2 separate regions of the Homo sapiens genome follow, and region 2 is linked to region 1. The links are chromatin loops, found by intact Hi-C in ENCODE. Cell type or tissue: endothelial cell of umbilical vein. All regions are shown on one strand. Each heading gives the region's core, and the rest is flanking DNA. Links, peaks and the distances in the headings are about the cores only.

Region 1 (15,313 bases), core at 7,314-15,313:
CTTGGATTACAGGCACACGCCACCACGCCCAGGTAATTTTTGTATTTTTAGTAGAGATGAGGTTTCACCCTGTTGGCCAGGATGGTCTTGAACTCCTGACCTCGTGATCCGCCTGCCTCGGCCTCCCAAATTGCTGGGATTACAGGCGCGAGCCACTGTGCTCGGTCTTTTTTTTTTTTTCCCCCTGCTTCATCTGACTTCTTGTCTGTTGAGGGCTTTCATATATTTGGGGTGGCCATATTTTGCCTTGTGTTGATAGATGACTGTTAAACAGGAATTACTCTTAAATCTCTTTATGTTCCCACATATATCCCTGCTGTAAATATTTATCACTCCTCCATCTCAAGAAGGTAACAGAGCTTTGGTGTTCTGTTGGCTCAGTGATTTTTTGGTTACAGAATAAAAACTAAAAGTCACCAGATATCCAGAAGACAACTCAACTTGTGTTTCTTTTGTTTAGAAATCTTAGACTGATTGAGTCAGAGAAGCAGGAGTCCACTGTTGTGCTTCATGTTAGGGGAATGAGCGTGGCGAGGTGGAAGAGGCAGGTTATTCTACAGAGAAAGAGAAAAGAAACCTAAGGAGAGAAAGAGTTTGGGCGACTAGCCCAAGACTGAGAAGTAGAATGGTGAGTTGTGGATCCCTGGGATAGCATCGCACAGATCCCAGCTCTAGGTGACCTCCCACAGGGAATGCGAATGAACACTATGGGAGGGGAAGCACAAGTGAAACAGAGATAAAGCGATCAACAAGATGACCTCTGAAGACTCTTTCTGGACACCATTAAATATTAGACTGTAAGCAGCCAGGCATGGTGGCTCACACCTGTGATCCCATTACATTGGGAGGCCAAGCGGAGGATCACTTGAAGCCATGAGTTGGAGCAGCAGCCTGGGCGACATAGTGAGACTTTGTCTCTACAAAAAATAAATAGCCGGTGTGGTGGTGCGCACCTGTAATCTGAGCTATTCAGGAGGCTGAGGTGGAAGGATCACTTGAGCCCAGGATTTGGAGGCTATAGTCAGCTATGATTGTGTTATTCATTATACTCGAGCCTGGGTGACAGAGCAAGACCCTGTCTCTAAAAATTTTATAAAATAAAAATAAAAAATTTGCTCTCTCTCGAGGGTGGGAGAGAGAGAGAGAGAGAGCGAGCGAGCACCTCTAGAGAGAGCAAGCAATAATTTCTTTTTATTTTCCTGCTGGTAAACTGTACTCCTAGCACCTAGAACTATAGTGCCTGGCAAATAGTAGGCACTAAGTAAAGATGTATTTAATGATTGAATATGAAGTATGTTAATGACATGAAGGAGGAAAGTTCAAGTAAGATGAGAAAAAGGAGAGGTCAGGATGACTGAGGTTTCATAAGTGGGAGAAAAAGCATTATCACCAATAAAAATGTAAGTTAAATGGCTGGCTGAGCTGGAAGCCTAAAGAGTTTAGCTTTACATTGGGAACTGATAAACACATGTTAAACTGAATGTTCAGCAGGCAATTGGAGATACAAGACTAAGACTTAAGAAAGTAGTCAGAGCTAGGAATAGAAGACTCGCTAGTCCCTCAATGGAAGTTGGGTAATGAATCCTTGAGAGATCTCAGATACAGAGTAAGTGTTGGAGGTAGGCGGTACTGAACTGGAAGGGACATGCACCTTTTCTGAAGTGATGTTCAAATGAACCTGTGAATAATCCTGGGGTTAAGTAAAATTTAGGAACAACTTCCAAATCTTTAGTATTGGTGTGTTACTGTTTTTCAGCCTGTGGATTAGAGTTTTGTCTGAGACATTGTCAGTAAGCAGGACTCTTCACTATCAAGGGCCCAGGAAGATTCAAAATATTCAACTTTGTAATCTATAGCCAGTAAAATCTTTTATCGCTTATACAAAATATTGTGGGTCCAAAGTCCAGGACCCATTTGATTTTGTTAAAATGCATTAATTTATTATGTGATAAGCAGAGACATACAATTAAATTCTGCTTACATCCTTCCCTTTCTCCAAAGAGCACAAATTATATGTGTTCTTTTTTAGTCCTTAGGTAAGGATTCATAAGACCCTTCATTTTTGGGGATAATAAAAAATTATAATGATGATTGAAGTTATCAGTATTTACCACTTTTGAAGCATTGCAGATAGCTGTTTGGATGGTCAGTATATCACCATATGGTTAACATACTCGTCACAAGTAACAGTCACTGCCATTAATGAACAGGATTTGGAAAACTTTTGCTAACATGGCACTTTTGAGTACAAAAAGTAAATTAAAAGGTTTACAAGAAGATATAGTAAAAACAAACAAAAACTGTAGTAAAACAGATTAGTAGTCAAAATCACTGGGAAAAAATCGCCAATTTAAATCTTTCTTTATACTTCTATTTCAGATGTTCACAAGTCTTAGTTTGTGTTACTACAGCAAAGTACCATAGATTTTGCGTGGCTTGGAAACTGTGGATATTCATTTTTTAGTTCCAGAGGCTGGAAGTCTGAGATCATGGCTGAGCTCTGCTGAAGATCCTCTTCCAGGCTGCAGACTGCCATCTTCTTGTCGCATCCTCACACGATAGAAGGAGTTTGAGAGAGATCTTTGGGGCCCTTTTTATAAGGGCATTATTCTCATTCATGAGTGCTCCACCCTCATGACCTAATTACCTCCCAAAGGGCCCACTTCCTAATACCATCATGGGAACGAATGAAAGGTTAGGATTTCAATGTATGAATTTTTGGGGAACGCATTCAGTTCATCGCAAGATGTTCCCTGTATGTATGGCTCTTTAATTATTAATGCTGTTTCTCTTGTATTCATAATGTTCTGTAGTATAATAAACAGTTCCCCATAAGAAGCAGAAATGAAGAACTGAAGTACTGGTTTTGCATGCTCCTAGGGAGCTGCTAAACATATTTTTCCTATGAGCCTGATGCCATTAGTTACTGCTTCTGCCACTACAGTTACCTTAAAAATTGGATTCATCCCCGAAGAGTGAGTGAAAGAGATCATTGACTCAGCTAGGAGGAATGATGCCTGTGGTCCTGAAGAAAGTTTTCAGTAATCTACATTCTACATATCCCTGAAGAAAACATCATGGTGTTTGAGAACCAGAACTGAAACAATGGGAACTGGAAATGACTGCAATTCCATTTCAGTTGACAGCTTAATACTCATTCACAAAAGGCTAATTAAGGCTTCACAGGATTCACATTAAATTTATTATGGCTATAAATGTTTTCCTGGAATGTCACATTGTAGAATAATAGGTATTAATTTTTCTTATTTCTTGAACAGAAAGGCACTATGTCCCCGTTTTGACACATATTAGCTCTAGATCCTTGAACAAATTATGAAACTTCTCTGAGTCTTCAATTCTTCATCTGGAAAATGGGGATAATGATAGCCCTCAGGGTTGATGTGTGTAATAAACAATATAATCTATAGAAAATCTCCTAGCATCTAGAGGGATATAGCAAATATGAACTCACATGTGAGGTTTTTTTTTTTTTTTTTTCTATTCTCTTGGTGTCACTCCGTTTACTTCCAGGTGTAATGATCAAAAGCTGAGAGAGGGCCCCCAGTGTGCATGTGTGGCAATTTCTTGTGTATTCCCCAGCACGAAATTTGTATCCTATTAGTGTCTCAGCTTGACAAGCCACTCTAAGTATCCTTATGATGATGAGAGAATCATAAGTTTGGGGGTAGATGAGTTCTTTTAATTCTGAGGATGAGAATAAATAGCCAAAGTACTGTAACTATCAAGATCCTAATGATAATTGCGCACACACCCCTTTACAATATCAGCTGTTGTCACTTCTCAGAAAAATAATTGATCTCCCTTCCCCAACAAGTAAAAGTCAATTTGATGTCTCTAAGCAATTGCATGTAAAACTTTCTAAGTGTTAAATGTTTTGAAAAAAATTTTTTCAGCTACAAAGTCAATAGGTGCTTATTGTGAAAATCAAGCATTTGGAAATATTTTTACAAACATTCACATGAAGTTGCTTTAAGTCCAGCTCTGTAAACCCCCCAAAACGAGACAAAGGTGTAAGCTAAAAAGGTTAAGCATAACTAATGAATTAAGTGTATACCTAAAGTAAAGCTATTTGTAATACTTTGACAGAATTATTAGTTTTGAGACTCTGAAGCAGAAATGAGGAGAAAAGCTCCACAGACATATGGGGTGAGATACCTCCCTCCTCTCCTGAAAGGGGGGCCCATCAACTCGTACAGTAGTTCAGGCTTCTAGTCCTTCCCATAATCAAATAAGAGCTCTGAGGAAGCTGCCTTGCCCCAAGTTGCCATTATTTTGTAGATTGCCCCCACACAACTCCAGGAAGAGCTCCCACCATCTCTGAGTCTGTATTGGCAACCGCTCAGCAATTGGAAGTTTTCCTCCCGTGTTGACCAAGGTAGCTAGGAGTCAACTAAGAGAGCTCTTTTCCACCCCCTACATTGCTACATTGCTTGTTGACTTGAGGCCAAAATGTCTTCTAAGGAGAAAAGTTAAGGAACTTTAATTAGGGTCTTGAAATTCAAACCCTAAACAACCTTGTAAATTTGATACCAATCACCAAATTGCTCTCTAAAAAGGAAGTAGCACTTTACAATTCCATAAACAGTTTTCTGACACCTTTTAACAAAATTGTATCGCATTCATTTTTTTTAGTTTCAGCCAATCTTATTTCTCATTATTTTTTTAAAGTAGTATTATTATAAAAGGACACAAATTTTTGCACATGGTTGTAAACTATTTGTTCTTTCTTTTCTTTTCTTTTTGTTTTTGAGGCAGAATCTCACTTTGTCGCCCAGGCTGGAGTGCAGTGGCACGATCTCGGCTCACTGCAACCCCTGCCTCCCAGGTTCAAGCAATTCTCTTGCCTCAGCCTCCCTAGTACCTGGGATTACAGGTGCCCGCCATCATGCCTGGCTAATTTTCGTATTTTTAGTAGAGACGGGGTTTCGCCATGTTGGCCAGGCTGGTCTGGAACTCCTGACCTCAGGGGATCTGCCCGCCTTAGCCTCCCAAAGTGCTGGGATTACAGGCGTGAGCCACTGCACCTGGCCCTTGTATTTATTGTACGAATTGCTTGTTTATGGCTTGTGTTCTATTTTAAAATAGGGTTTTTTTTTGGTACTGATCCATAGGCATTTTTTTTAACATATTCTGGATATTCTCCCTTTAAAAAAAATACATTGCAATTATTTTCTGTCAGTTGCCCTATTTACGGTTTCCACTGTACAGATGTTCTACATGTTCAGGAGTTTGGGATGAACTTATCGCCAGTCACACCATCCCACCTCCCCTCACCTTCCAGCCTGTGGTAAAAGAGACTGAGCAATGAAGACCCCTGAAACTTTGACAAAACTGGTAGAATATGAGGATGTCATCATTTATGAAGCTGCAAATAAGCTTCCTGGTAGACTTGACTTCCTTTTCTGTACAATCACAATACTGGAAAAATCATCACAATGGATATTTACATATGCAAAAATGTAGCTGAGACTCTAGTCTGAAATAGAGATTTTGGAGAAGTATGACTCTGCTTAATGCAACTAAACTGCTTTTTGCTAATGTGATACATTTTCTACACTGTGGACAGTCATAGCTGTAAGTCAGGATTTATACTGCTTAGGCACTGTGGGTTTTTTTTTTTTTTTTTTTTTTTTTGAGATGGAATCTCGCTTGTAGCCCAGGCTGGAGTGCAGTGACAGGATCTCGGCTCACTGCAGCCTCTGCCTCCCAGGCTCAAGCAATTCTTCTTCCTCAGCCTCCTGAGTAGCTGGGATTACAGGCGTGCGCCACCACACCCAGCTAATTTTTGTATTTTTAGTAGAGCCGGGGTTTCATCGTGTTGGTTAGGCTGGTCTCTAACTCCTGACCTCATGATCCAACCACCTCGGCCTCCCAAAGTGCTGGGATTACAGGCGTGAGCCACCGCGCCCGACCTACTGTGGCTTATTATTTTTGAGATGCACATGTTCTTTAAATAATTGCTTATAGGAGATAAAACTCCAAGACAGCCAGAAGACTGCACTGGCAGGATTTTCTCCTTGAGTTGGAGGAAGGATTGTATGTAAAAACGATTAGCTTGGTCAAGCTCAGTCATGAGCTAGATGGTGTTTAAAATTGAACTCAATGTTCTCTGACCAATGTGTCAAATTAAAAAAAAAAAAAATTGAACTCGACCTTGAAAACTGTTTTTAAAAAGAAACCTTTTGAACATCATGTACTGTAAAAGAAAAAAAAATTTAAAGTTTTAAAAATTATTCTAAGAGGATGTTGTAAGAAAGTGGCCTCATGTCACTTTATAGGTATCTCCAGTCCTGGGGTTCACTTACTATGATCTGATCTGATTGTCTTGCTGAGAGCACACCCTTATGAGTAGGTCTCTCCTACAAGGAGTAGACATTCTTGCCATCAGTCATGGCAGAAAAGGCTGTACTTGGCACAGAACAGGAGAATTTAGAAGGCAGGCCCTACAATGGGGATGAGGAGGAAATACTTTGGTCTATTCTAGACTGCACATTTAGTGCTGAATGGCCTCCCATGGTAATGTGGGGAACCTGGCCTCTACCTGTCACTGGTGCGCAGAGGCGACAGTCTATGAAACAATAGCATTTATTTTAAAGAGACTGCACCACCATAATAAAAAAAACAAACCTAGTAAAACAGGGCCAGCCCTATATGTACACTGCCTGAAAATTATAATTTTAGGGGCCTTTGAAAGACCTTGCATGTCCCAAGAGTCCTCTCCTTCTTTGTGGCTTTTCCCCTCCCAGCTTATTAGAAGAAATCTTCTACCAAAAGGCCAAATTAAATATACATATATTGGGAGGGTATTTTCTCCAAAACAATGACCAAAAACACTAACCCAGAGAGGACTAAAAACTTTTAATTCCATCACCCTACTTAAGCCTTTGTCAGTTTCCACAGGAATATAAAATATTTATATAATAGCAATCATGTGCCCATACAATAATATATCTTGAATTTTTAAAAATTAATGTTACACTGATCAAAAGCCCCTCCCATCACAGAGAGTTACATAGCAGTGATATCTCAGAAAGAACAATGATTTTGGCCTCAGGTGCTTTCCTTTGAGTCACAGCTCCAATGTAGGCAGCACAGCCCTAGACCACCTGACTCTGTTCCTTCCTTTCTACCATGACTGGCTTGCAGGGTGAGTGAGAGGAACAGATACAATGCATGGTGGGTGGCTGACTCATGGTGGGCAATGACTGGTAGTTAATATTTTTAGCGTTATTTTTAAAGTCAACATTTTACTTCCTGAATTGATGGTTTTGGGGGCAAGCACTGTGCCAAGCCTTCTTTACAACAGAGACTGTTTTAATCCTAATCACCCTTCAAGACTAGCTGTATTATCTCACTTTACACCTGACAAAAAATGAAGCCCACTGTGGTAATGCCACTTGCCCAAAGTCACACAGCAGGTCAGCAGAAGAGGTAGCTTTTGAACTAGGTTGGGGTCAACAGTAGTCACTACTGGCCACTACCAAATATGAAATACAAACGTCACCTCAGAACAGCAGATAGCCTCTCTCCTTAGCACACTGCTTTGCAGATTCAAGAAGTCCAGAAGGCCAGAGTGGATGAGGTGAAATACAGTTTTAGTTTTTAAGATCATGAACAAGGGGTCAGTGAAGAACCCAGGAGAAATTAAAAGAGCAAAGTAAACCTCAACACCAATTAGTTCAGATAGACAAATTCCCTAAAACTCTTTCACTATCCTGATGTCTCAAGAGCCACGTTTAAAATTACAAAATCTGTGTGGGTTATGTCAAAGGCAATCTGTAGAAAGGGCAAAGAATATGAATTATCTGAACCCATTGAGTTTTTTGTTTGTTTGTTTGTTTGTTTGTTTGTTTTGAGACAGAGGCTCGCTGTGTCGCCCAAGCTGGAGTGCAGTGGCGCCATCTCAGCTCACTGGGTTCAAGCGATTCTTCTGCCCCAGCTTCCTGAGTAGCTGAGATTACAGGCGCGCACCACCATGCCCGGCTAATTTTTGTATTTTTAGGAGAGACGGGGCTTCACCACGTTGGTCAGGCTGATCTGGAACTCCGGACCTCGTGATCCGCCCGCCTCGGCCTTCGAAAGTGCTGGGATTACAGGTGTGAGCCACGGCGCCCGGCCATTTTTTTTTTAAAGTAAGGTTGGGAAAACAACAAATGATACCTCCTAGGGCTGTTATTACAATTAAGACAAATACCAGAGCACTTTGGCAGGTGGAGGCGAGCGGATCATTTGAGGTCAGGAGTTCGAAACCAGCCTGGCCAACATAATGAAACCTCATCTCTACTAAAAATACAAAAATTAGCTGGGAGTGGTAATCCCAGCCTGTAATCCCAGCTACTCGGGAGGCTGAGGCAGGAGAGTCGCTTGAGCCTGGGAGGCAGAGGTTGCAGTGAGCCAAGATCATGCCCCTGTACCCCAGCCTGGGTGACAAAGCAAGATTCTGTCTCAAAAAAAAAAAAAAAAAAAAGGACAAATACCAGAAAGCCCATCACAGATGAAGGACTTTGTTCCAGTTCGTGACACATTGCCAACTTTGAATTACATCCAAGTCCGTGGGTCTTCTCTCTGGGGTCAATTGATGGCACGTGATTACACTGCTCAGGGCCCAAAGGTTGGAGCTATGACTTGAATGTTTCTAGACAAGGAATTATTTGACAAACACACTTTAAAAAGTATTCAGAGCCATCCAAGTAAGAGGACATTAATAACGTAGGGTTTTGCCTATGGAGAGAAAAGAAAACGCAAACAGCACGTTCCACCTTCGTTCTCCCTAAAGTAATTTATCTCCTTCAAAAGATAAAAAGTACGAACACATTTGCCCTTGAAGGGCAGAGCCCCGGAATTCAGGAGCTCTCTGAACACTCCTCCCCTTCTGATAGGGACCAAACCTTCTGCTGAGCCTTGTGTCACAGTCAGTCCGCGGCGCCACAAGCCTCAGTGTTTACTTCTGCCGCCTGCCAGCCGGGCGGGGAAGGGGAGTACCCGGCCACCCCTCACTTTAGCTCCTGCAGCTTTCCAAACAAACCAGGGCGGGATGGGAGTGTCTTCTTGGCTGTGGAAATCGATCCTCCTACCTTGTCCTGAAGCCACCCGCCGCCTTTCCTCGTCCCTCCCTTCGCGGTGATTTTCCGGTCCCGGCGCCCGGCGAGGGCGCGCGGCTGGTGTCCGCCCCGCCCGAAAGGTAGGGGTTCGGCTGTGCTCCCGCCTGGTCCCCAACGCCTCACCCTCCGGGAGACCCGCAGCCTCCCACCACTTTGCACCTTCCTCCTCGAATTTGGGGGCGGCCACCGTGCAACTGGCGCCAGCCGCGGAGCAGGAGGAGCTTCCCGCGACTCCGGAGGCGCTCGGCGCAGTCGCCCGGGATTGGGGCTGGCGGGAGCCTGAGACTCCGGGCAGGGCTGCTCCCTCCTCTGCTCCCCCGCCAGATCCGCGGGGAAGGAATCGTGCCCGCGCCGCCCCTGGCCCGCGCCACCTTCCTTTGGTTTCTGCCGGCCTCGGGCTTCTGCGGCCCGATGTGGCAGGCGCCGCGAGAGAGGCAGCAGCCGGCTGGAGCAGCGGCCCCTCAGGTCTCGGAGCCCGGTGCGCCTCTGCGGTCGTCGCTCCTGGGCCTCGGCGGGTCACTCTTGCCGGCCGGCTTCGCTGCGGGTTTGCACTGCCCGGGTGAGGGAAATTGGGGGTGCGGGAAGACCGGTCTGGGCCGGGGTCCGGGCGGCCTGGGGTCTGTGCTGCCCCGACCCTCCGGCTTTGCAGCCTCTGAGGCTCAGGGTTGGGGGTGGGGACACGGAGCGCTGTTTGCCCCTCCACATATCCTGCCAGCACCAAGGAGGTGGCGTGCGGAGGCGTAAAGGGACCATGGGCGCTGGGACCCGCGAGCCAGCCGGCGTGCGCCGCAGCCACCGCCGAGAGGGCACCCGGGGATCCTGGAGCCCCAGTGAAGGGCGGGAGGGACGCGCAGCCTCGCGGGTAAGCCCAGGAGCCGTGGGGGCCGAGAGAATCTGCTCTGGGACCCTCTTTTGTCGAATCGCCGGCGAGGTTGTGCAATTGGGAAGCCAAGAGGAGTGTCCAGCTCCTCGTTCACTATTGTTTTCTTGTAAAAGGGTCTGTACGCGAGGAGGGTTGAGGGGTCTGGAAGGTTCTGGTCTCTTACCGTATAAAGTTTTTCGAGAAACCCTTTTTCCCTCCACAATGGAACTAGACCTAACAAAACAAGCTCCGAGGCAGTTTAGGAGAAAGGAGGACGGTGAGTAAATTGCAGTGTTTGGGCTGCTGTTAATTTTCAAGATAAGGGAGAAGCAACTTGTCATTTTGAGGCCGCCGGCTCCGGAGATCCCGGCAATCTCAAGCCTCTTTCTTGTGTGCTGTTATTTTGGCTTAAAAGAAAACCTATAAAAAGCGACGCCCAGAAACCAAAAACAAACCCAAAGCACCTTCTTTTAGGATTTTTCAGTAGCGAGGGTTGGCGGGGACAGTGGGGAGGAGCAGGAGGGGGAGAAGAGGTTGCTGTTGAAAGGTAATGTTTAAAAACAGTGTGTGGGGGTAGGGATGAAAATAACGTGGTGACTGCTAGTGTATCAGAAATCACACCGAGTCTAAAGTCGTAAGTCCCATTTGCCTTACGAGGACCAGCTGGGTGCTGTGAGTAGGTGGATAGTTAAGGAAACTGTAGATCTGCTGAAAGCTCCTCGTGGTCTGTGGTCTCGTGTCCACGCTGACCTTTGAACCTCGTAACTCTTCGGGTCTCCAGCGGCCACCTCTTTTAGGCTAGCCCGAATGTTTGACTTTCCGGTCCTCAATCTTCCTCACCTAGCTGCAGACCATAAAACTGTCTTTTTATTTACAGGGAGATGTTAAATATTTGGGAACATCTGCTCAGGCTGCCAGGTTATTTTCCGTTTGAAAGCATGCCGATTTGACATTTGCAAGTTGGTTTATGTTGCTTCCTTTTTGTTTCACTAAGAACGCTTTTCATACCAAGATCTGCGAAAAACGATGCCCTTAGACTGTTATTTAGTTTATTGTCTCTGAGTAAGGCCAAATTCCACAGAGGGTCTTTGGATAATGGCAACTTTGCTTATAAGAAGATAATTTTTCTAGAAAGTGTTGCATTGGTCTGGTTTCCTAAGCTGTTCTTGTGGTCATGTAGACTGGGAGGGGAGATCTTCATTCCTTGTGATGTCGCTTTCCTTGAATTGTATTTTTACTATAGTTCCACAATGTCTCAGTCCCAGATTGCACCATATGTTGTTTACATGGTGCAGTAAAATGGGACTGCAATTTTGACTACATTTCAGTAGATTTGTTGGAGATAGTTTGTTCTTATGCCCTATATCAATAATAATAATAAAAAACCTTTGAGGCTCAAGAATAGACAGTATTGACAGAATAATACCATTAAGAGACATACCATTTAAAAACATTAGTCTGTCTCCTGTGAAATTGTAAATCGTAGGTGTTCTCATTCAGTGGCAGACGACTGGATTTCACAGCAGTTTTCTTCTGTTGGAGACATTTCTGTGTTCCACATCATGTGGAACCTTATGGGAGAAGACGTGAGTAATGCCATGTTTCCCGCATTTCCCTGATAAGCATCATCTGCTAACCATGCAGACTGCCAGATGGCTTCCATGGAAATTGTGCTTCCATCCAGGAGTGGTGACCAGAGATCTGTTTAGTATGCATTTTAGGTGATGCTTATTGAGAAGGTGAAGGAAGCATGGAACTCCTATTTGGCACCCACTCTGATTTTTGGTGTGTTCTCATATGCTATTTTATTTAATCTTCCTGACAAAACTCCTGCAAGAAAGGAATTTTTAGCCCCATTTTATAGCTTAAAAAACCAAGATTGCCTTAGGTTGAGTTGCAGTGGCTCACATAAAGGTTTGACTCTACCTCTGCCTACACCATCCCAGGAATCCTCTGCAGTATACATTCTGCACAAATTCTTCCATTTCCTGTGCATATCTTTCTCCTTTGCCTGGCATATCCTCCATTTATATATACCTTGGTCTGAATATGCCTTTCTAGTTATCCCCAGGCTGGGCTTTTTGAATAGGTGGTCTGCGTACTTTGCCTTCCTTGTGACAGCTTTAGACTTTCACCAGCCAGGAACCTTCTATCTTCTGCACATCTCTGATGTGTCACTTAGGTGATCAGGGTCTGGCGAAATCTAGGAGTTTATGCTGTCTTCAATGGGCATATTCCAAAAGTTCTTTCCTTTCTGAATACATTTTCACTGAAGCTCCTACTCAAGCTATATGTTACCTGGAAGAGGTTTTCCCAGGGTTACATCCCCACCCTCACAGTTGAAATGAAACATTCTCTCCTGTCTGTCCCAACTGTGATGGATAATAGCACACATCACACATCACAGTTTCCAATTTAACCCTTAGGGGTTAAAATGGATTTTGATTTGGAGTGAGCTTGATGCATGGAATAGAATGTATACATTGGATATTATAGTGTTTTGGTAGGAAATTTTATTTACAATTCCATATCAGGATGTCAGAAACACAATTCCCTCACCATTGTGGGATAGCTGGAGTTCTTTCCCCTGATGGTGACACCTCAGCACTGAATCAGCTGCAGTGTCTCAGACTTGGTCAGGAACTTGACTGTCGTATAATCAGGCTAAGAAGTGCTGAGATTCTGGCAGTGAGGTTATGAAAGTAAAAGATAACAGGATCAGTAAGACCTGGTTTTCTTCCTTGTGCCCATGTTTGTTTTTCTTGGAGAGCTTTTGGTCATCTAGGAGGATTGTCCAGTTTACCTTTTTACTGCCACAAACTTTTGTATCTGACCAGGGGCCTTCCTCTTCCTGCACCATTGAGATAGAGGGAAAGGAAAGCACCTAGCCCTTAGGAGATTTTCTTAAAAACATTGGAAAGCTGAGTGAAAAGTTATCTTCTCCCCCATTCTCTCTTTCCCCTTCTTATATGCTTAGCCTAAGACAAAGTATACAGATAGCATCATTGCATACTTTGCAATGTATTTAGTGCTAGGCTTTGAAAGATGGTTTAAACATTGATTTACTTTTTATTTGGTTGGGAATGGAAAGATCTTTAGGACATGATGAGAACAAGGCCCCCAGAAGAGGAGACGGCAAGGAAGCTGGAGATTCCTCCAGAGGTGGGAGGGTTATTCTCACCTTCCACAGGTTGTGGAAGCAGGCCTGGAGTTGTTATGGCTGTGGGTCAGAGTCACTATGCTGAAAGATGGGGGCAACAAGGGAGCAGAAAGTGTTTTTTTCAGTGGACTTTGGGTGATATTCCATGTGGTCATCCATGAGATGGGACTTCCCTAATGGTCAACCAACATTCACTGAATGTCCACCATGTAACAAGAGATGTTCTTGTGGGTGGGGTTGGGAGCGTGCCGTGTTGGACACAGCAAAGCCCCTGCTCTTACAGAGCTTATGTTTTATGGGGGGCAGAGTCAAAAAATGAGTTACAAATACATGAGGCATGAGTGAATTTGGGTCGTTTGAGAAACAGAAGGTGCAGTGTGAGAAGAGAGTGGTTAAGACAATATGTAGTTAAAGAAGAGTGCAAAAGACGGAGTGGGAGGAGATGTAGTCAGTAAGATAGGAAGGCAGATTTTGTGGAGTTTGAATCGTATTCTAGTTAGAATTGGCATGCCTGGAGATTTTTGATGAGAGCCTAATTCAGTCTTCACCCAGTCATGATAGGCTTTCCTGTCTCTTCTTTTTCTTTCTTTTTGAGGTGGAGTCTTGCTCTGTCACCCAGGCTGGAGTGCAGTGGCTCGATCTCCGCTCACTAAAACCTCTGCCTCCTGAATTTAAGTGATTCTCCTGTCTCAGCCTCCCAAGTAGCTGGGATTACAGGCATGCACCACCACACCTGGCTATTTTCTGTATTTTTTTTGTAGAGATGGGGTTTCGCCATGTTGGCCAAGCTGGTCTTGAACTCCTGAATTCAGGTGATCCGCCCACTTCGGCCTCCTAAAGTGTTGGGATTACAGGCGTGAGCCACCACACGCGGCCCCTTCCTGTCTCTCTGTCTCTCTTTCTCTCTCTCACACACATAAACACACAAATTTCTACCCTTAGTTGCCTTTTTTTCTTTCTACTAATTTACCATAACTGATTTCCCCTCTCTTTTCCCTAGGGCAGAGCACAGGAATATCACAAAGACAGGCAGAGCTCAGAGACGCCTATACAGTATTCCTTTTATCCTCTTGTCCTTTGATTTCAAGATGTCTCATCATCACCACTCTATTAGTATCTAGGGAGACTTGGCACAATTTTTAGATAGAAAATTATTTTTGAGATTCTTTGGCCCATTGTTAACTCACATACTTAACTAACATACAAAACAACTAAATTATGGCTTTTCTGATTAACACAGTGGCATAAAACCTGAAACCTCAGGAGACCTATCTCACATTCAATGATATCCAAAGGCTGAAAGTAAAGGGATGGAGAAAAGTCTGGCAAGCAAATGGAAAACAGAAAAAAGCAGGGGTTGCTATTCTAATTTTAGACAAAACAGACTTTAAACCAACAAAAACCACAAAAGACAAAGATAGTGATATGGTTTGGATCTGTGCCCCCACCCAAATCTCATATTCAATTGTAATCCTCAGTGTTGGAGGTGGGGCCTGATGGGAGGTGATTGGATATGGGGGGCAGTTTCTAATCGTTTAACACCATCCCCCTGGGTGCTGTTCTTCTGATACTGAGTGAGTTCTTACAAGATCTGGTTGTTTAGCCTCCCCCCGCCCTCCCCCCACCCCCGCCTTTCCTCCTACTCCAATTATGTAAGATGTGCCTGCTTCCCCTTCACCTTTTGCCAGGAGACTTCTGTGAGTTTCCTGAGGCCTCCCAGTCATGCTTTCCGTACAGCCTGAAGAACCGTGAGCCAATTAAACCTCTTTGCTTTTTATATTACCTAGTCTCAGGTATTTCTTTCTTTCTTTTTTTTTTGGATAGGGTCTCACTCTGTTGAACAAGCTGAAATGCAGTGGCACAATCATTCTTCACTGCAGCCTCAGCCTCATGGGCACAAGCAATCTTACCATCTCAGCCTCCTAGGTAGCTGGGACTGCAGATACACACCGCCACACCCGGCTGATTTTTTAAAAAATTATTTGTAGAGACGGGGTCTCACTGAGTTGCCCAGTCTAGTCTTGAACTTCTGGGCTCAAGCAATCCTCCTGCCTCGGCCTCCCAAAGTGTCGGGATTACAGGCATAAGCCACTGTGCCCAAACTCAGGTATTTCTTTATAGCAGTGTGAGAATGAACTAATACAGATGGGCAATACATAATGATAAAGG
Region 2 (16,530 bases), core at 2,497-10,496, 130 kb before region 1:
GATACAGAAACTCAGGCTAATTAGTAACAAAATATTGCTGAAAATCTGTGTTTGCCTTGGCATCCTTCTGCCCAACTCATCAGAAATTTTGGTGGGGTGATGGGAGGGGGGTGGTAGGATTACCAAGGAAGTAGAATTTTTAAAATGTTAATTCATTTTTTTCTCCTAGAATTTGTATTTTAAACTTTTAGGTCTATAGTAGCAAATGCTTACATAGATTATTAAAATAATTGGTTCTTAAAGCTGTTTATATTTATAGTCTAAATATCCAATGCAATTTAGTGTTGTCAACTTGCTTTTTCTTTAACTGGTGTAATTTTGAAATTATTTTTTCACAAAGGTATAGATACCATTTCAGGGAGGTTTTATGAAAGGGACTAACTCATGGTACCTATCCTTTCAGTCCCTGTGGCTTCTCCCTAATTCTTCCCTATAGTAATATTGATGTAATGTCTGGAGTTGCAGCAACCATTTTGTGACTAAGACTCTGAAAGTCCCATGTAAAAGTTTGCAGAGCAGTCAGAAAGAAGGAACCTTGGTCCTGATGACATCCATGAGCAAATGCACCAGCACTGGGCCACTAACCTTTGAACTTCTTGTTATATGAGAAAAAATAATTTAAAGAACTGTCTGCCAGGTGTTTTGTTGCAGCTTAAGCCTTTCTGATATAGACTGTTTCCCACCTTGGTTCAAATACCTACCATGGGACCAACCAATAAAAAATAGCCATGAGTGAAAAAATGGGATCATGTAAGAACATGGACTCTCCCGTTAGTGTTTTGGGGTAGGGAAGTTGGAGATATCATGTGGGGTATCATTTCTAGACAAAGGGAAATGTGATGAGCAGAAAGTACCATAAATGCCCACCAGAGGGAGAAATTTTTGAATATGATTCTAGGGTTTTGAGCCTACATATCTAAGATTAACAAAAATAGGGAACTTAGAAAGAAGAACTAGCAGGTACAGAGCAGGAGTTTATAGGGAGGACAGGAGATAATCAGTTTGATAGAGACAATTCTTAATAGAAGTATTCCCACCAGTTTAGCTAAAGCTCTCTGGCTGTTCCATTTGCCCAGATACAGGAGCTTCCTGGCCACTCCATCCCTTCAGTATAAAATGCTCTTACCATCCATTCTCAGAGTCTTAAAAATGTTATGGGCCAACCAAAAAGGTGGGTCATTTGAGAAGATGCTGATGACAAAGTGTTGGGATATATATAGGTGTTCCTCCTGTGAGGCAATCAAAGAACAATGGGTATTGGGTACATGTTTAATGGTCCTCATCAGGCAGCAATAAGAAAGATATTTAATATTGTTCCTGTACCTGCCTCCATGATGCTTTCAGGGCACTTGCAACCAGTAGTACTTGCTCAAGAAACATAAAGCTACTTCCATTCATGTCATTGAGAGTTCATCTCCTCTGGTGGACTGGAATACTCTCTTGAAAAATACACATTTAAGACCTTTTACTTTAGACCCATATCAATATCCATGTAAACTTAGGAGTCAAAAATCAATTCCCTTTGTTCTCTGCATCTATCTAGAGTGATCTTTTCCCCCATGTCTAACTCTTTAGCCTGGGCCAGGACCTATTTCTAGAATTAATGAGGTTGAATGAATGCAGGAGGAGGGAAAAGCACATTTGAAATATTCTCTTACTGCAGACTTACTGCAGACATGTTGAACTTGAGACATTAGTAGCTATATAAATGGAAACATGAGGCCAGAAAGGGATGAGGGCTGGAGAGAGAGATTTTTGAGATACCCATAGTGCTGGGATGATGAGCTCATTCAGAAGAACTCTTACAACTAAAAGATAAAGGGCTTGATGTCAGAACATGGGACAACAGTCACATTAGGGACAAAAAGCAAGAAGTCTTGGGGCCTTGAGTGTGATGTCACAGAAACATGGAGGGAGACAGCACCAAAGAGGAGAGTGGGGTCAGCAGGCAGAAAGCTTTACTCTCTGATCATCCAGAGAACAGAAGTACCGAGTAGAGGCTATGGGAAATAATGAAGTCATTGGCTGCCTTTGAAACAAGAGTTTCGGAAAACCTGTTGGGGTGGCAGCTGAAATGAAAGAACATATAGAACAACAGTAGCTCAGGGTGGGAAGTTGTGATGTTGATCTTTTATTTGGAGTGGAAGACTAGAGCATGGTTCTGTTTGTTTTTGCTTAAGGAAGTGAGGCAGCAGAGAGAACTAAAAATACAAGAATATGTGCCACTCAGAGACCTCATGGTCAGGCTCAAGGTTTGTTTTACTTTCTTCTCTTCCCAAATTGCACCATTCAGGCTGCATTCAAGGAGTATAAAGGTCAAGGGGAATGAGAAAGAGGATTGAGCAAAGGAATAGCCATTTGGGGTTCTAATATATGTACCTTCAACGGATCTGGCTTGCTTTCTCCAAATATTTGTCCTCACCTTCATTCTAACCAGCACTCAGGCAGCCTTCCTGTGTAAAACAGGAACTCAACTATAACTGAAGGGTTATGAGAACTTTGTAGGGTAACTGACCAACTTTGTTGGTCAAACTGAGTCCTGAATCGTTTATTCTTTCTATAGACATTTACTTAGCACCTTCTATGTGTTAGGTTCCAATCAACCCCATAAGGTAGACAGGACCACTATTGTCACTACTCACATGATAGATTAGAAAACTGAGGCTTAGATGGGTTTAGTGATAGACCAAGTCTAGACCTTGTCTCTAAGGCTCTATTAATGTTACAACATTGCTCTTCATCTGACCCAGAGTCATTGTGTGCTAATACAATGTCAATAACATTTACTAAACACCTGCACCTTACTAGGAACTTCAGGACACACAGAGGAGCTGCCAGCCTTTCCCATCCTCCTAGGAAAAAAGGATTCCATTTGAGCCACCAAATAATCTCTTCAAATGAACTATTACATAGGCATTTGTAATAGTTGTGGGACCATGACAGTGACCTTGCAAGCAGAAGCCAGACATATCATTCTTAATAATCAATAGGAAGAAATTAGGATTGTTATGTGATCTTTAATATATACATACTTTTTGAGACGGAGTCTCGCTCTGTTGCCCAGGATGGAGTGCAGTGGCACGATCTCAGCTCACTGCAACTTCTGCTCCCAGGTTCAAGCAATTCTCCTGTCTCAGCTTCCCAAGTAGCTGGGATTACAGGCACACGCTGTCAAGCCTGGCTAATTTTTGTATTTTAGTAGAGACGGGGTTTCACCGTGTTGCCCAGGCTGGTCTCGAACTCCTGAATTCAGGCAATCCACCTGCCTCAGCCTCCCAAAGTGCTAGGATTACAGGCATAAGCCACCACACCCAGCCGTGATCTTTAATTTAATTTTTAATAGAAACATTAAAAACTCAGTTACTGTAGGTTGTAGATGAAAAACAGTAAAACTACTTTTGTTGGTGCATTGTAATTTAAAACATTAGAAACATTGAGAATTAATGTGTTTTATTTTTTCACACTTCTATAAAGTAGTTTGAACAGTGCCTCCCTTCTTTTTCTTATTGTATAACTGAAGATATGAAACAAGTATCTTTTCTATGCCTCAGTGAACTGTCAGACTTTCTAAGTCTGGATCAGCTTTCAACATTTGATCCTTTGTGCCTTCAGTGTTGCGAAATATTCTAATAGTTTCTTTAACGTGAAATGGGTTTTTTCTTTTTTTTTTTTTTCCAGCATCACTTCCTCTGAAATATCTTCATCCAACACAAACACTTTCTTCACATATGTCAGTAAGTTTGCCTTCACTAAGTTCCTGTGATGGTTAATTTTATGGGTCAAATGTACTGGGCTATAGTGCCCAGATATTTGGTCAAACACTATTCCAGATGTTTTTGTGAGGAAATTAACATTTAGGTTAGTAGACTTGAAGTGAAGCAGATTGTCCTCCAAAATGTAAGTGGGCCTCATCCAATCAGTTGAAGGTCTGAATACAACAATAGACTGACTTCCCCTGAGCAAGAAGGAATTTTGCAAATTCTGTCGCCAGTTGGCCTTCGGACCTGAACTGCTACATCAGTTACTCCCTGGATTTATTCTGGCCCACCCTGCAGATTTTGGACTTTCCAGCCTCCATAATCCTTAAAATCAATCAACTAATTCCTCTCTGTCTCCATATATGTAAACACATATACATTCTGTTGGTTCTGTTTCTCTGGAGAACCTTGACTAATCCCGTTCTTCTGGGTGCATATCTAAGTGCCTCAAAAGGCAACAATGTTAACATTGCCCTGGTTAGCTATTTATTCAGTAATTCCATTTAGGTTCAACTAGAATTTCACTTCCAGTTTTGTTGCTTTCTGTTTCTTTGCTGCACTTTCATCTTTGTTGACCAATTCCTTCTTTCAATGATCCATTTTTGTAAAATGTCACATGCGTTTATCATGGGGCAACAAAGAAACAACATAGCTACACACTTTGCATAAATTGTGCATAAACTGAATAACAGATGGGCACTGACCAATCACCAACAGACTTTGAAAAAAAGTAGCATGATTGGTCGTGAACATGATGCATTTATGTTATTTATGTAGTGATTTGTGGACTGAAGAGCTAGCACCAGATTTGTACTTTACACAACTTTACACAATTACCCACAGTTATCTAATGTGGTAACTGAAATTTGAACTCCATTGGGGAGCTGGTGATATTTAACCAAATCATGATAACGAAATGTAATTTGTGCCTCTTGGAATCATGCAATGCCATGACTGCCTATATTTACTTTTGAACTGATGGCCTAGGTTCATAATAAAGAAGTCTCTACCTACCATGAAGGACCATGTACCAAAGAAAACAAGGTTCTCAACAGAATCAGCAGCGTCTCCATAAAAATTCTAGTATTTTCTTAACTTGAATTCTTAAAATAATGGAGACTTATTTTTCTGCCTATTTTCAGTGAATAATTGACACTTGTAGAATCACATAAAAATATACAAACAGAAGAAATGGTTTGTGGCAGAGACAACTAGTTGTCCAACAAAAATCCATTTTTCTCTTCTTACTTTAATAATCATTCTCCAGGTTTCGTGGAGCATATAGCAGCTTCAGCTAGCAGCTATAGTAGAGCAGAATGCTTCCACTACACTCATATCCCCTCTTGAAGCTTATGATCAAATCCTGGCCAGTAGGATGTGAATAAAACTATTGTGTGTCACTTCTGAGTTTATTCTTAAAAGGAATAAATGTGCTTCCTCTGGCCTTTTCGCTACTGGCTAGGATACAGCTGTGAAGGCATGAAGTGGAACAGCCACTTTGAACCCAGAAATAAAATCTGTGTGTTGAGTGAGGATGACAGAGCAACACTATGCATTTTGGACTATGACTCTGGAAAGTTCAATCAGACAGAATGAACTTCACTTTTGTTTTAGCCACTGAATTTTGGGGTCTTTTGTTATAAACACTAAATTATAACCTAATAAATACGTGAATGGAATCCTTTCTGAGAATAACCAGTAGCCTAACGTAGTAACATAGGGAGTTTATGCACATCACACTAAATAGTGGATGGATTATCTCTATTCTAACTTTCACTTAAAGATGACAGGAAGAAAGACTGAGGGCCTCAAATGTAATGGCATCCCCTTATGAGGGAATAAGCTGAGCGCGGCCTACTGAAGACAATTAATGGTCTAGTGCAACCAACATAGAGAGGATGGATAAAACCTGACTCTTGCAGAGTGGATGTGATGTTTTCCACTTAGCATTTGTTGTGCACTAAGGCTATGAACCTCCATTCTTAACAACAAGCTGTATTGGGAAGGGGGGCCTCCAATATTTAAATTGAATTTCTAGGAGCTGCTGGGGTCTAACCAGAGAGACAGCGTTTATGGCAATACTGTGTTTATAGAATTTGTGTCAAAAATAAATTTAAGGTGGTACAAACCAGTTTAGTCATCGACATGAATATAATTTATCCAACTACAACCACTGAAATACGTGCATAATGAAATTTGGCTCTTTTTTACAGAGCACATTAGAAAACATGATACATCAACAAATGTGTGACACTCGTGTGTACACTAGAGGGCACTCACCTACTAATTTGCAAACCAGCATCTAGAGCTTGGGATCTTGTTAAAAGTGTATGTTTCGAGGCTGTAGAGGAGCCTGTGAACCTGCTTTTTAATGGGATACTCTCTAAGAGCATAGTTAAGGGAATGGCTCATGGAGTCTGATGGCCAGGGTTTGAAAACTGGCTTTGCCATTTGTGAACTTAGGCAATTAGGTAACCTCCCTGTGCCTGGATTTCCTCATCCACTGGATGAAGTTAGAAATAACATTTCCCTCTTAGGGTAGTTGTGATGATTAGATAAGTTAACTTAGAACACAACCTAGTGCCTAGCAATATATATTAGCTCTATTATTATAAGTATTATTTTTAATAATCATATTTATTGATTGTATAGCAGGGGACCTTAGAGTCACTCTTGAGAAATACAGAACTATTTTAAAAATTTAAAAAGGGGCCAGGCACAGTGGCTCACCCTGTATTCCTAGCACTTTGGGAGGCCAAGGTAGGAGTTTTGCTTGAGGCCTAGAGTTCGAGAACCCTGTGAGCAACGTAGAAAGACCTCAACTCTACTAAAAATTAAATAAATAAAGTAGTCAGATGTGGTGGTGTACGCCTGTAGTCCCAGCTTCAGGAGGCTGAAGCAGGAGGATCGCTCGTGTCCAGGAGTTCAAGGCTGCATTGAGCTATGATTGCTCCACTGCACTCCAGCCTGAGTGACAGAGACTCTGACTCAATCAATCAATCAATCAATAAAGAAGGATCCTCTTAATAGTGAGTACCCAGTCAGGCAAAGACCTCATGTTCCGACTCTTAGCTACAGTGATAATGGAATGGCAGCAACAAAAATTGCAGAATAGAAAATGGAGCGAAATGAGGCTGGTCTTTTTATGCTCTGTTAAAGAACTTGTACATTATTCATAAGTCCATAGAAATCCATCAAAAGGCATTAAAGCAGAAGATGGCTTAATGAGGTTTATATCTGAGATAGATTATTCTGGAAGTGAAATGGGGGGGTGGGAGGCAAGGGAAGAGAGTGGAGGCAGTATATCGGGGAGGTCAGGTAGATGTAATGCTGCTCCTTTTCCAACCAAGAAAGGGTTTCCAGAAAACTTTAGGATTATCCACAACAGTGACTCACAATAATTTGAACATTATAAATCCTTCCTTCTTTGGAGTTCAAACCAGAGCTCAAGCTTGTAATAAAGTACTCTGCCTCAACCACACCCCGCTGTTTTATACAAACATATAGGATAGAGTACCTGGCAGGCATCCTCCCTAGGTTTTGAGCAGCAGATCCTGCAAGGAGAACTCCTGTGAACTATGCAGTCACCAGAGAAAAACTGGACTGTTCTCTGTAGCACCAGAAGCTGAGAAGGGGGTACATCCAGCATCTCACCTGGTGATCCTGTAGATGTTGGGGTAGATTTTCAGGAACTGTGGCAGCTTTGAAGTGTTTGACCTAAGAAATACTGAAATAAACTTCAGTTCTGCTTATCATGCCAGTGGCTAGAATGGGAGGAGCTGCCACAGGGGTGGGAGAGGCCAGAGGAGGAGAGGTGATCTAGGGTTCTTATCTAGGGTTCTGCTCTCCTTGACTCTGCCTAGAATTCTGATGCCATTCTGATACCATTAAATTATCAGCACCAGGGAAAATAACAATATGAGTATTTTCTCTAGTACCTGAGGAGTGAGTATGAATGATTGCATAAGAAAGGAATTCATTCCTGGGGGTCCCTCTGCCAGGAGCAGTTCCTACTTATGTACTCAGCCAAGTTTTATGTATCACCCGCATTTCTTTTTTTTTTTTTTTATACTTTAAGTTTTAGGGTACATGTGCACAACGTGCAGGTTAATTACATATGTATACATGTGACATGCTGGTGCGCTGCACCCACTAACTCGTCATCTAGCATTAGGTATATCTCCCAATGCTATCCCTCCCCCCTCCCCCCACCCCACAACAGTCCCCAGAGTGTGATGTTCCCCCTCCTGTGTCCATGTGTTCCCATTGTTCAATTCCCACCTATGAGTGAGAATATGCGGTGTTTGGTTTTTTGTTCTTGTGATAGTTTGCTGAGAATGATGATTTCCAATTTCATCCATGTCCCTACAAAGGACATGAACTCATCATTTTTTATGGCTGCATAGTATTCCACGGGTATCACCCACATTTCTAATCTTTCAGCTGAAAACATACAAAATGTAAACAGTGAAACAGCTCTTCCTTCTGTTAGAGTTTTTGAGATTGCAGAATCATGGGATATTGTCTTAGACTGTTTAGAGCTAAAAGGAACCTACTCCAGTGGTTCTCAGACTTGATTTAGTATGAGATCTCTTTAAATAAAATCTTATGAAGAAGTCCAATTCCTATGTGAACAGAAAGCAGAGCTGCTTTTGTTGCAGGAGTGTTCTGGCTGGGCAATGACTCTCCTGTTTGTCAGCCTCTAACACAGGATTATCTGAATCACTTCTTTGAACCTCTAGGACCAAGAAGAGCTAAGTCTGAAAGTCATGATTAAATGAATTCCTCCATTTTACAAAGGACAAAAATGAGTCCCAGAGGGTTAACAATTAATTTAGTAGAGTGAAGTAGAGTGAGAGACCCTTAGGGAGGGTGCATAGAAATAAGCTGAAGGTCACTGGTTCAAATTAATGGTAGAGAATAGAGATTAGAGATATTTAGGATCTAGGCTCACCGTATCCTCCACCTCCCAGGTTCAAGCGATTCTCCTGCCACAGCCTCCTGAGTAGCTGGGATTATAGGCATGCACCACCAAGCACGGCTAATTTTGTATTTTTAGTAGAGATGGGTTTTCTCCATGTTGGTTAGGCTGGTCTCAAACCCCTGACCCCAGGTGATCCACCCACCTCGGCCTCCCACAGTGCTGGGATTACAGGCATGAGCCACCACGCCTGGCCAAGAAGAAGGTTTAATTTAGATCTAGAGAAGGATTTCCAATAGAAATGGATACAAAACTTTGCAACTTGGAAATCACTGACCTGGAATCTGTTCAATGTAGCAAAGCTGCATATCTGTCTAGAGAGAATGAAAACTAGTTTTAATTACAGCCTTATATTCAGGTGGAGACTATCAAACAGCTGTTAGTCACCATCATCTTTGGCATTATCAAACATCCATTAAAGGTCTTTACAAGTTAGACACAAAGGCGCTTTTCTTTCTGGACACAGTTTTTGCAGATCCATAGTTTAGACAGACAACAACATGGTGATTTTCTGATGACTTATGGGAGGAATATTACCCAGTTCCAAACTTTTTCTCTTTCCACTCTGTGTTGAAAATTAAACTCAAAACTCACTTGGTTCAGGAAATGTCTACCCACGTGACTCTGCTTGCCATTGTAGCAACTTTTATTCTTAATTTACTTTGTTGAACCTCTGTTCCTCACCCATAAGATAGCAATAAGAAAATTTCTCACTGTTTTTGTATGAAAAAAACGAAACAACCTATCTTAGCTGTTTAGCACAGTGCCTGACACTTAGCAATTATCTAAAAACTTTTAGTTTCTCCTCTGATGTGAATCACTGATGACTTATTAATTTGACTCAGTCAATTTTTTTTTTTTTTTGACAGCGTCTCGCTCTGTCGCCCAGGCTGGAGTGCAGTGGCGCAATCTTGGCTCACTGCAACCTCTGCCTCCCAGGTTCAAGAGATTCTCCTGCCTCAGCCTCCCGAGTAGCTGGGACTACAGGCATGTGCCACCACACCCAGCTAATTTTTGTATTTTTAGTAGATACGGAGTTTCACCATGTTGGCCAGGATGGTCTTGATTTCTTGACCTTGTGATACGCCTGCCTCGGCCTCTCACAGTGCTGGAATTACAGGCGTAAGCCACCGCGCCTGGCTGACTCAGTCAAATATTCTATCAAAATAATAAATTTTCTTATTATTCCTATCTTACCGGTGCATAACAGAGGTTCAGCAAAGTAAATTAAGAATAAAAGTTGCTACAGCAGCAAGTGGAATCAGGTGGGTAGACATTTCCTGACCTGTTAAGTTTTGAGTTTAATTTTCAACACAGAGGGGAAACAGAAAAAGTCTGGAACTGGCTAATGTTCCTCCCATGAGTCGTCAGAAAATCGCCATGTTGCTGTCTGTCTAAACTATGGATCTGCAAAGAATTACAAAAAGATCAAATTTCTCTTTATCTTCCCATCTTTTCTTTTAGAATCCACTCTAATTTCTAGGCCCTGTTACTTTTTGTTTCATCCATTCCTCCCTTTTTTCTTTTATTCTGGAATAATAACAACAATGTTAACTGATGATATAAAGAAAGTGGAGACTAAAGTTGATACCCATATTCAACACTGTAGTTTATCTTTAGTTACAAAGCTTTTAGAATTTCTTTTCCTAAAACATTCACATTTCTTTTTCTTTTTCTTTTCTTTTCTTTTTTTTTTTTTTGGGGGGGGGGGACAGGGTGTTACTCTGTTGCACAGGCTGGAGTGCAGTGGTGCAATCTTGGCTTACTGCAACCTCCGCCTCCCAGGTTCAATTGATTCTTCTGCCTCAGCCTCCTGAGTAAGTGGCATTATAGGTGCCCACCACCACACCCAGCTAATTTTGTAGTTTTAGTAGAGATGGTGTTTCTCCATGTTGACCAGGGTGGTCTTGAACTCCTAACCTTAGGAGTTTGCCAGGCTCGGCCTCCCAAAGTGCTGGGATTACAGGTGTGAGCATCGTGCCCAGCCAACATTCACATTTCTAATGCTTCTTTCATCTTTAGGTGGTTAGAAAACATCTTTTATCTTTAGTTAATAAATTCTATAGCTTTGACCAAGGGTAAGTATCTCTGAAGATAAACTTATGGTCAATTCAGATGAGCAAAACTTTACCCATGTTATTCAAGTGGAAATTCTAGAACTGAAAAATTCAATATCTGAAATGAAAAGTTTGAAGACGCACTTAACAACAGATTCAAGATTTCAGAAGTCTGGAGATTGAGGTTCTTGAGATTGAGGACAAATCAATAGAAATTATCTAATCAATATAATAGAGAAGAAAAAAAGATTGAGATAAGAATGGACAGAGCCTCAATGACGTGTGGGACAATATCAAGAGATCTATATATCCTTGTAGTCACAGAGAGAGAGACAGAAATGGGGAAATGGGGCAGAGAAAATATTTGAAGACATGATGGCTCTAATCCCTCCAAATTTGGTGGAAAACATCAGTTTACAAATATAAGAAGCTCAACAAACACCAAGAAGTATAAATACAAAGAAAATCACACTTTGGAATATTATAGTCAACCTCATGACCACCAAAGATAAAGAGAAAAGCTTGGAAGCAACCAAACATGAAGGACACATTCATACAAAAAGAAAAATAAGATGAACAATGGTTGACTTCTGATGGAGGCCAGAAGACAATGGAATGACACACCCAGAGTCCTAAGAGAAAAACAAATCAATCAACCCAGAATTCTATATCCAGTGAAAATATTCCTCAAAAATTAGGGTAAAATGAAGACTTTTTTTCAGATTTAAAAAAGTGGAAGGAATTAGTCACTTTCAGACTATAAAAAATGACTTTTTTTCATAATATTTTTGAAAAAACAACCAAATGATTAAAGCTAAAACAACAAAAATGTGTGACTGATTTCATAACATATGTGTGTATGTATATATATATATACATATATATAATGACAACAATAGCACAAAGGATGAGGGAGGAGGCATACTGGATTATTCTGTTGTAAAGTTCTTAACTGTATATAAAGTAACTGTATATATACAGTATATACTGTATATATACTGTATATATACAGTATATACTGTATATATAACAGATGATTATACTTAGGATAATAGTATTTACTTGAATACAAAGTATATACTGTATATACAAAGTATATACAGTATATACAGCATATACTGTATATATACAGTATGTACAAAGTATATACAGTATATACCTGGTATATATACAAGTTATATACAGTATATACAGCATATACCTGGTATATATACAAGGTATATACAGTATATACAGCATATACCTGGTATATACTTTGTATTCAAGTAAATACTATTATCCTATATTATATACTGTATCCTATATATACAGTATCTATACTTTATGTATACTGTATACATACTGTATGTATACTGTATAGATACAGTATAGATACTGTATCGATACTGTATCGATACAGTATCGATACTGTATCGATACTGTATCGATACTGTATCGATACAGTATCGATACTGTATCTGGATACAGTATTGATACTGTATCGATACTGTATCGATACAGTATCTATACTTTATATATACTATATATACTGTATATACTTTATATATACAGTATATATAAAGTATATAGTATGTACAGTATATATGGTATATAACTGTATATACAGTATATAACTGTATATAATGTAACACAATACTAATTCTAAGTAGATTATGATAATTTAAGGATTAATACTGTAATCACTAGAACAATCACTTTAGAAAACAAACGGCTAAATACATAGTAGATAAATGAAGATAGAATACCAAAAACAATTTGATTAATTCAAAAGAAGGAATAGAGGAGTAAAGACATGGAAGAAACAGAAATCAAATAGCAAGATGACCCTTCTCAATCATTTCAAATAGTAGAATGGAACACTCCCTTTTCTGAATCCCTTATCATTCTCACAAATTTTTTTTACATTATACCTTGCATGATAAGTATTTGTTTATTATTTTTTTCCTCCTACTAAAGTTCCTCGAGGATTAGTACTGTGGTAAAATAGAAGAAGAGATGAAAACTATGCAGACCTTCAAATTCACTAGCAATTCAATTTAAGGGTCTTCTAGAAGTCTTGTTTGCTCCTATTTGGATAAAAAACCATAAGTAGCCAAGAGTAGGTTCAAGCAATTTTACAATTTCTTGTCATATTTCAAATAATTTTTTTGCCTCCTGACCCATTCATTGATCTAATCATTTCCACATAGTCCCAACTGATCAAGAGGTCACCATAAGCTACATCTAAATCAGATAGCAAAGAGGTTTCTTATTGATGAGGGCCAATTCCAATTAGACATAGTTGCTTTAATGTCAGCCATGGGTATTGTATGGGAGTGGGAAGTGACAGCATGACTGGTGTATATGATGATCTCAATTTCAGGTGTGATGATGCTAATGTTTACTGTGACCAAAATTCCAGAACAAATCCTATAAGTATGTGCTTAGTTGTCAGACATGTGTTCAAATCTGGGAATCAGGAAACAGATGATTATACTTAGGATAATAGTATTTACTTGAATTAGCATGGAAGTTCCTAGAAACAGTCTTATTCAAAAGTTTATCAGTATTTTAGTGTCCATAATGATTCTTCAGATGATGAGATAAAACTTGCTAATTTTGGTCCAAGAGTAAGTGAACTCACTCTATTATTATTATTGATTGTTCTAGCAAGTGCTCCCTAGAGAAGTAGTTTGTAAATAAACACTTTGGAAAAAGTAATGTTTTTATTTGTAGCCTCGATAACCTAGGTATAGATCTATTGAATGTTTTATCAGTAGAAGTTCTTTTTTAGTCCCTTAATTTTCATGCCATATTTTAAAAATCAAAAGAAATGAATTTGCTATTGACTACATAGAAATTTTTAGAATGAATTGATCCTCCTTAAAGCTTACTAAGATGAAAAACTAACTCTAAAGTCATAACCAAATGTTATACAATGTGAGAAAATCAGAATACCCAGAACTAAAACCAGAAAATTAGTATTCGTTTCACTCACACTCAAATATCCTTTTACTCAGTGTCTAGTTCCATTACATTTTTCAAAAATTCTGCCACAGAAGCAGCCAATAACTCTATCAATGTTCATTATCAGGCTTCTGATCAGAGGAGTATCAAGAAGTCATTTTCTAATTCCATTTAAAAAAATAAAGCAAATAATTTTCCTTGAAATTTAATTTGCTCTTGAGAGTCTGATTTTTAAAACCTTATAATCATATGACTCAATGTTCAAAATATGAAATCATCTAAATGTTATGCTTTTCTCTAAAAACACAAAAAGGATAGATGCAAATATGAAAAACAACTCATTTTCATCAAAAGAAGAAAGGGATTACTAAAAACAGCATGAATGTTTGCTTTTTTTTTGACACTACAAGTCTCACTTTCTTTGAACTCCTTTTGTACTTACAATTAATGCAGTTTATAAGTTACTTTTGATTTTTACACATAACAGATTTATTAATAATTTTATGAAGATGTAATTCACGTACTACACAATTCACCCATTTAAAATATCTAAATATCTGTTAAGTCCATTTGTTTTATGGTATAGTTTAAGTCCATCGTTTCTTTGTTGACTTTCTGTCTTGATGACCTGTCTGGTGCTGTCAATGGAGTATTGGAGCCCCCCACTATTATTGTGTTGCTATCTCATTTCTTAGGTCTAGTAGTAATTGTTTTATAAATTTGGGAGCTCCAGTGTTTGGTGCATATATATTTAGGATTGTGATATTTTCCTGTTGGACTAGTCCTTTTATCATTATATAATGTCCTTCTTTGTCTTTTTTGACTGCTGTTGCTTAAAAGTTTGTTTTGTCTGATGTAAGAATGGCTACTCCTGCTTGCTTTTGGTGTCCATTTGCATGGAATGTCTTTTTCCATCCCTTTACCTTAAGTTTATGTGAGTCCTTATGTGTTAGATAAGCCTCTTGAAGATGGCAGATACTTGGTTGGTGAATTCTTACCCATTCTGCCATTCTGTATCTTTCAAGTGGAGCATTTAGGCCATTTATTAATACGTTCAACGTTAGTAATGAGATGTGAGGTACTATTCTATTCATTGTGTTATCTGTTGCCTGAATAACTTGTTGCTGCTGTTGTTGTTTTATTGTGTTTTTGTTTTATAGGTCCTGTAAGATTTATGCTTTAAGGAGGTTCTATTTTGGTGTATTTCAAGGATTTGTTTCAAGATTTAGAGCTCCTTTTAGCAGTTCTTGTAGTGCTGGCTTGGTAGTGATGAATTCTCTCAGCATTTGTTTATTCATTTATAAAGATTAGTTTTTCTGGATACAAAATTCTTGGCTGATAATTGTTTTGTTTAAGGAGGCTAAAAATAGGACCCCAATCCCTTCTAATTTGTAGGGTTTCTGCAAAGAAATTAGCCATTAAGCTGACAGGTTTTCCTTTATAGGCTACCTACTGGTTTTGCCTGACAGCTCTTAAGATTATTTTCTTTGTCTTGATTTTAGATAACCTGATGACTATGTGCCTAGGTGATGATCTTTTTGCAATGAATTTCCCAGGTGTTCTTTGAGCTTCTTGTATTTGGATGTCTAGATCTCTAGCAAGGCCAGGGAAGTTTTCCTCAAATATTCCCTAAAATAAGTTTTCCAAACTTTTAGATATCTCTCCTTTTTTGGGAACACCAATTATTCTCAGGTTTGTTCATTTAACATAATCTCAAACTTCTTGGATGCTTTGTTCATTTTTTAAATTATTTTTTCTTTGTCTTTGTTGGAGTGGGTTGATTCAAGAGCCTTGTCTTCCAGCTCTGAACTGTTTTCTTCTACTTGTTCAATTTTATTGCTGAGAATTTCCAGTGTATTTTGCATTTTTCTAAGTGTGTTCTTCATTTCCAGAAGTTGAGATTTTTTTTATTTATGCCATCTACTTCTCTGGAAATTTTTCCATCCATGTCCTGTAACATTTTTAAGATTTCTTTAAGTTGATATTCACCTTTCTCTGGTGCCTCCTTAAGTAGCTTAATAATCGACCTTCTGGGCCAGGCATGGTTGCTCATGCCTGTAATCCCAGCACTTTGGGAGGCCAAGGCGGGCAGATCATCTGAGGTCAGGAGTTTGAGACCAGCCTGGCCAACATGGCAAAACCCTATCTCTAATAAAAATACAATAATTAGCCGGGTGTTGTTGCGTGTGCCTGTAGTCCCAGCTACTCAGGAGGCTGAGGCAGGATAATCACTTGAAGCCGGGAGGCAAAGGTTGAAGTGAACCAAGATTGCACCACTGCACTCCATCCTGGGGGACACAGTGAGACACTGTCTCAATAAAATAAAATAAAATAATAAAATAAATCGACCTTCTGAATTCTTTTCCTGGCAATTCAGAGATTTCTTCTTGGTTTGGATCCATTGCTGGTGAGCTGGTATGATCTTCTGGGGGTGATTTAAAAAAAAAAAAAAAAAAAAAAAAAAAAAAAACCTTGTTTTGTCATGTTACCAGAATTGTTTTTCTGGTTCTTTCTTATTTGGGTAGACTATGTCAGAGGGTAGATCTGGGGCTCAAGGGCTGCTTTAAGATTCTTTTGTCCCACAGGGTGTTCCCTTGATGTGGTGCTGTTCCCCCTTCCCCTAGGGATGGGGCTTCCTGAGAGCTTAACGGCAGTGATTGTTATTTCTCTTCTGGGTCTGGCCACCTAGTGGAGCTTCCGAGTTCTGGGCTGGTACTAGGGAGTGTTGGCAAAGGGTGCTGTGATGTGATCTGTCTTCAGGTCTTTCAACAGCAATAGTATAGGGAGG

What was found. Peaks named below come from ENCODE experiments on the same cell type or tissue, not always from the same donor. Only the 100,000 strongest peaks of a DNase experiment are listed, where the experiment ranks them.
Region 2: it touches region 1 in a loop (4-fold over the local background); 16 of 110 quality-filtered maps call a loop at or near these places.

The regions. Positions count from the first base shown.
Region 1 is chr3:98,723,331-98,738,643 of GRCh38, forward strand. ST3GAL6-AS1 (ST3GAL6 antisense RNA 1) reads right to left here and starts at 9,321. Exons shown (of 5, transcript NR_046683.1): 1 at 9,096-9,321. It also overlaps a transcript of ST3GAL6 not described here. RefSeq lists enhancers at 8,787-9,535, 9,536-10,283. In endothelial cell of umbilical vein, for the core only: no CTCF peak of the experiment used is centred there; DNase peaks (open chromatin) are centred at 8,901, 10,261, 11,131, 11,591 and 3 weaker places; H3K4me3 peaks cover 2,487 bases; H3K27ac peaks cover 4,081 bases.
Region 2 is chr3:98,596,233-98,612,762 of GRCh38, forward strand. No RefSeq gene overlaps it. Among named protein-coding and RNA genes, the nearest start is that of CPOX, 11 kb to the left of the region's middle. In endothelial cell of umbilical vein, for the core only: a CTCF peak has its summit at 6,026 (motif pointing right); a DNase peak (open chromatin) is centred at 6,069.